2 separate regions of the Mus musculus genome follow, and region 2 is linked to region 1. A link is a loop called in an ENCODE intact Hi-C map of the cell type or tissue named here. Cell type or tissue: left cerebral cortex. All regions are shown on one strand.

Region 1 (2,500 bases):
GGGTCTTAAAGACCATGCCCACAGTGACACACTTCCTCCAACAAAGCCACACCTCCTAATGGTGCCACTTCCTGGGCCACGCATATTCAAACCTTCACAGTCTGGAACAGAGAGGATTTAAGGTGAAAGTTGAATGAGGCTGTTGGGTAGAAAGTTATGTATAAGCCTGGAGTTCAGGGGACAAAACTAGAGGCCATAAACAAACAGGTATGTGACAATGAATGCCAAGAAGCTGAGTCAGAGCACAAAGGGGTGAGTACAGAAGCAAGAGGGGAGTCCCAGGCCTGAGCATCTGATGCTCAGAAGAGCAGCCAGTGAGGAGTAAGGGAAATAAGAGGATTGCTATAATGGTGGCCAGGGAAGAACTGGGTTTAAAAATGAAACCCTAACAGACAGATTAAACAGGGCAGAAAGCAAGCAGATTTGCAACATGAAATTCCGGTGGGATATTATCAATGTCTGTTTGATGAGACAGGGATGAAGGAAAGAGGTGGGGGAGCAAGGACAAGTGTAATGTAACACATCTTTAATCCTAACACTCAGGAAGCAGAGGTGGCCAGGTCTTTGTGAGTTCAAGGCCAGCCTGGTCGACATAGCAAGTTCCAGGACAACCAGGGCTGCATTGTAAGATCCTGTCTCATAAAAACAAGCAATGTATTTTAAATTTATTATTAATTATTATTAATTATTATTTTTATTATTATTATTATTAGTGTGTGTGTGTGTGTGTGTGTGTGGTATGCCACATGCAAATGCCCAAGGAGATCAGATCTCCCGGAGTCACAGGCAGTTGTGAGACACCAGACATTGATGCTGGGAACCAAATTTAGGTCCTCTATATCTTCACTGCTAAGCCATCGTCCCAGTCCCTTAAATGGCACTTTTTTTTTTTTTTTTTTTTTTTTTTTTTTTTAAGTATAAGGTTAAGCTAGATAGCTCAGCAGTAAAGGTGTTTGCTACCAAGCCTGATGACTAAGTTGGATCCCCAGGACCCATATGGTAGAAGGAGAGAACCAATTGTTCGTGCTCAGGGATAACTGGGGTGGGGGCAGGGTGGCAAGCTTACATAGTATCACTTGGGTCTACGTACAGATTCTCTGATCCTTGGAGGCAACCAGGCCTTGGGGGACCAGTATTTAGCATTATGATACATAGCAAAAGACCAAAACTCAACAGGGTGCTAGAGTGGGTAAGCTAGAGAGATGGAGGAGACATTTGTCAAAGTCCAGGGCTTACAGATGAATTTATGATGGACATTCATGTGATAAGGTTTAGGTCTCACTGGGAGCTGGCGGCAGTAATGACAGTTGAAAGAGGAGGACTCAAGGCTAGCAAGCTGGAACCCCGTCGCGCACACTGGAATCACGGCATTTTAGCCAAAGCATAATTTTTGGAAAGACAGTGATCCAGATCCAAGTGTGTGGCGATACCATTCTCCCACTTTTCATGGTGATAGTTTTCACACGTTCGCCTCTTTCTTCGCACCTTCAGCACAGTCTCTCCCTTTTCTCCCCGCAGATGTCGTGTTTCTTTGTGACAAGTAGAATTCCCCTAAGGAAATTAAATCGGTTTAATTAGGAACCCCGAATGCACTCACAAGCTGTAGCTGCCCACTTGCTGGCATCCTTCCCACGTTCTCTACCATCCCTTCCGCTTAGCAGAAAGGACCTTTGCCCTGCCCAGTGCTCCCGACCCAAGTCTTTGGATCGCCTCTTTCCCTTCCGATCCTTACTCTGGTTGTGATTTTGTTCAGCTCCCTGACAAGAGCTAGAGTGCCAGTGCATTCTCTCTTGCCTGGACTAATGAGGGTAATGGGTCGTGTGAGCTGGGATCCTGCCTGTGATCTAGTGCATACTAAGCCTATGTTCTGCCACGGAGCTACCTCCTCATCCACACAGTTACATTTTAACCAATCTCCCAGGTTTTTATCACTTCTCTTCCATGATGCTTTCCCACAGACGTGCCCTCTCTATCAGCCAGAGTGACTGTTCAACAAACACACAACTCTTCGTAGCACAATAAAACTGTTTGTCGCATGCACATACTCACGTGCGCGAGATGATTCTCATATCCTGCCCTAAACCTTCCAGGGACTCGCATCACATTTCGAATAATATGCATACACATTATCATCATTTGCAAGGCCAACATGGCCCGACTTTGATTCCCTCGCCCCTGCCTTGGACCTTACCTCCTCGTGAAGACCCCTTAGCACAGCGTTAGCTCACACCAGCCTGCTCGCTGCTCCTCTTATCCCAGCACCTTCCCAATATCCCACTCTGCATGGATCTCTTTCCCCTCTGACCTTCTGTGCTTTGTTCTCTCTTGTTGTCCACCTTCAGTCACTTCAAAAGTGTCCTCTTTTAAAATAAAGCCCACGTCACTGCAAATTATCTCTACCCCTTATTGTTCACCATAGCATTTGGTGTTACCACATCTAATTTTGTATGTGCACAGGCCTGTTTTTTGTGATCTTAAGTTACATATTCCATTGCTCTCA
Region 2 (2,500 bases), 280 kb after region 1:
ATACAACCTTATCAAAAGCCTTTAGAATCATGAATTATTAAAGTGGAACTGTTATAAAAGTTTAAAGGAAAACTAACTCAAATTAGTCCTTGCAGTCTTATGATAAACCTTGAAGGAAATGCGACTGTCTATCTACTTGTGTTCCGCTGCATTCTACTGAGCTGCAAACAACATTAGGTATATAACGGGCTTTAGTCAAATTGTATAAAACTAGGTTGGGTTCTCAAGGAAAGAAGTAAAAGTCTCATACCCCCTTTTCTTAAAAATGTCTTTTCTTTAAAGCTTAGGGTTTCAAGTAGAATAGAAATGTGAAAACTTAGATTTCAAATAATAAAATTTGAGATGGGCCCACGAGATTGGTGAGTCACACTTAACAAAGTCTACAATCCTTGGAGACATATTTAGATCTAGAATGAGTGCAACAAGAAATTTTATCTCAGAAAGTTTATAAATGTCTACCATCTGTGTCTTCTGGAGGTTGCAGCAATCATTTAAAGGCAAGCATCTCTGCCCTGTGTTTCCCTTTTATGCTTTTTGGAGGGACACAATCATTTGCCAGCTGCTCCTTTAAGGCGTCTGTAGACCCAAGAGCTTACACAGACACTGCAGCATGCCCAGTGAGTGGGTATGGAATACCCTAAGAACATGCCTAAGTGAGAGCATAAAAGTGTATATATGAATAGTCATAATATAAAACAGGATGTGACTTACATGCTGAAAATTACTAACATCATTGTGTGTACAGGCAGTGAACATTTCTGGTGTTCTGGCCTGGCATCCCATGAACAGCACAAGCAGGCTCCATGAGCAGTGCACAGAAGGTGACTGGTTAGACTCTTGACAGGATGGTTTGAGCCTTCAGTTGGAGTGATGGGAGATTTTGGCAACACCTATATTTTACCAAAAGCCTGGACGAAATGTTATTTCTTTTCATATAATAATGAAGCATTTAACTCTGGGCTGAATATCTAGCTGATGACAACATATATGTTTTCACAGGGCAGTAGAGGCCCGGTAGGACCAGAAGGGTCTCCAGGCATACCAGGGAAACTGGTAAGTGAAGTGTCCACTCTACATGCTTGCTTCCTGCAAAGCAGATATGTTTTGGTGTTTTTTTAAAGGAAAGCAGAGAAAAATTGCAAAAGATCATCTAATTAACTGTATATATGGTTTTTATTTTAGTTGTTATGTGAGTGTGTGAAGCTGTTGATATGGAATTTCCAATTGTATCTATGATAGTTGCATGAGTATTTTAATCAGCGTGGCTTGTAGAATGCATTTGAAAACCCAGAGAGGCATGAAGTGCCACGGCTGGCATCTGCCTCTTAGTGGAATGGAAGGGAACTGTAGATGAATGGTGGCCTTTGCTTCTTGTGTAGCTTCTGTTTACACAGCAGGAGAAGCAACAGCGGGCTGCGTTCTGCCAGGCATTAGCTGAAAGAGCCCACTGTTGCTGAGCTGTGCAGAGGGAATTCAGAGATGGGGTGGAAGGTGGGAGGCCACCCACCCCTCTTCTCCTGGAACGCAGGAGTGAGGCAGCACTAAACCAACCACACACTAACTTTACACATGAGTTGATACCCCGGCCCCCTCCCCCCAATCCCCACCCCGCCCTTGCCCGTCTGTCTTGTCAACTTTGAGCATCGAGGACACAGTGACTCTGAAGATTTTCTGTTTGTTTTCCAGGGATCTGTTGGCAGCCCTGGCCTTCCTGGCTTGCCTGGGCCCCCTGGACTTCCTGGAATGAAAGGAGACAGGGTAAGCTATCCAGAGGTCTACGTGGTTTTGTGTGTGTTCCCCCTCTTTTAAATCTGGAATGTTTACTCCTTCTTTGTTGGGAAATCAAGGTTGCTTTACCCAGTGAAGACTCTCTTTACTGATTATCATGAAGAAGTAGAGTGAAAGAAATATAGTGTTAAATTACTGAGAATTGACATTCAAGACAAAACAAAACTAACTTTCCAGAAGGAAGAAAAATAAAGGGTGAGGAGAAAAAAAAAATCAGTTGCAGTTATAGTTTTTATTTAGTTCTAAATTTCTATTCCTACCAGTAAAAGTTCATTCATATGAATATGACCAGAGAATGCTCTCATGTTACCAGAGATTTGGGAAACAATTGTGACGAGACCCTCTGGTCCTCAATTAAGTGGTGAGAATCAGGGAGCTCTCTTCCATCACCTTATCCATCAGCTCATTCAAGGATATCGGCTCATCTGAAATGATGCTGAAAAATGTCAAATTTTATTTACTCTAGGGTGTATTTGGTGAACCGGGTCCCAAGGGTGAACAGGTAAGTGTTGAGTGTTGTTAGTGGAAGGGTGAACAGGTAAGAATTGCATGTGGTTTGCGGTGTTGGGTATTCACCACTTTAAGTACAAGGAGGGGCTGGCTGGCTTGTGGGTGTGGTGTAACAGTGAAGGCACACAACTGTTCTCAGTGTGCTTTATAGTGAGGGAAAACCATAGTGAAGTTTGGTGTGCAGCCAGACTGTTTTTGGATG

Evidence for each region. A loop is a pair of places that touch in the nucleus more often than their neighbours do. Peaks named below come from ENCODE experiments on the same cell type or tissue, not always from the same donor. Only the 100,000 strongest peaks of a DNase experiment are listed, where the experiment ranks them.
Region 2: it touches region 1 in a loop (4-fold over the local background); 2 of 42 quality-filtered maps call a loop at or near these places.

What each region holds. Positions count from the first base shown.
Region 1 is chr1:23,952,551-23,955,050 of GRCm38, forward strand. No RefSeq gene overlaps it. Among named protein-coding and RNA genes, the nearest start is that of Gm53062, 24 kb to the right of the region's middle. In left cerebral cortex, no CTCF peak of the experiment used is centred here; DNase peaks (open chromatin) are centred at 1,077 and 1,485.
Region 2 is chr1:24,229,197-24,231,696 of GRCm38, forward strand. Col9a1 (collagen, type IX, alpha 1) reads left to right here. Exons shown (of 38, transcript NM_007740.3): 29 at 1,000-1,053; 30 at 1,687-1,758; 31 at 2,255-2,290. Among named protein-coding and RNA genes, the nearest start is that of Col9a1, 53 kb to the left of the region's middle. In left cerebral cortex, a CTCF peak has its summit at 1,322; DNase peaks (open chromatin) are centred at 511 and 1,398; H3K27ac peaks cover 1,447 bases.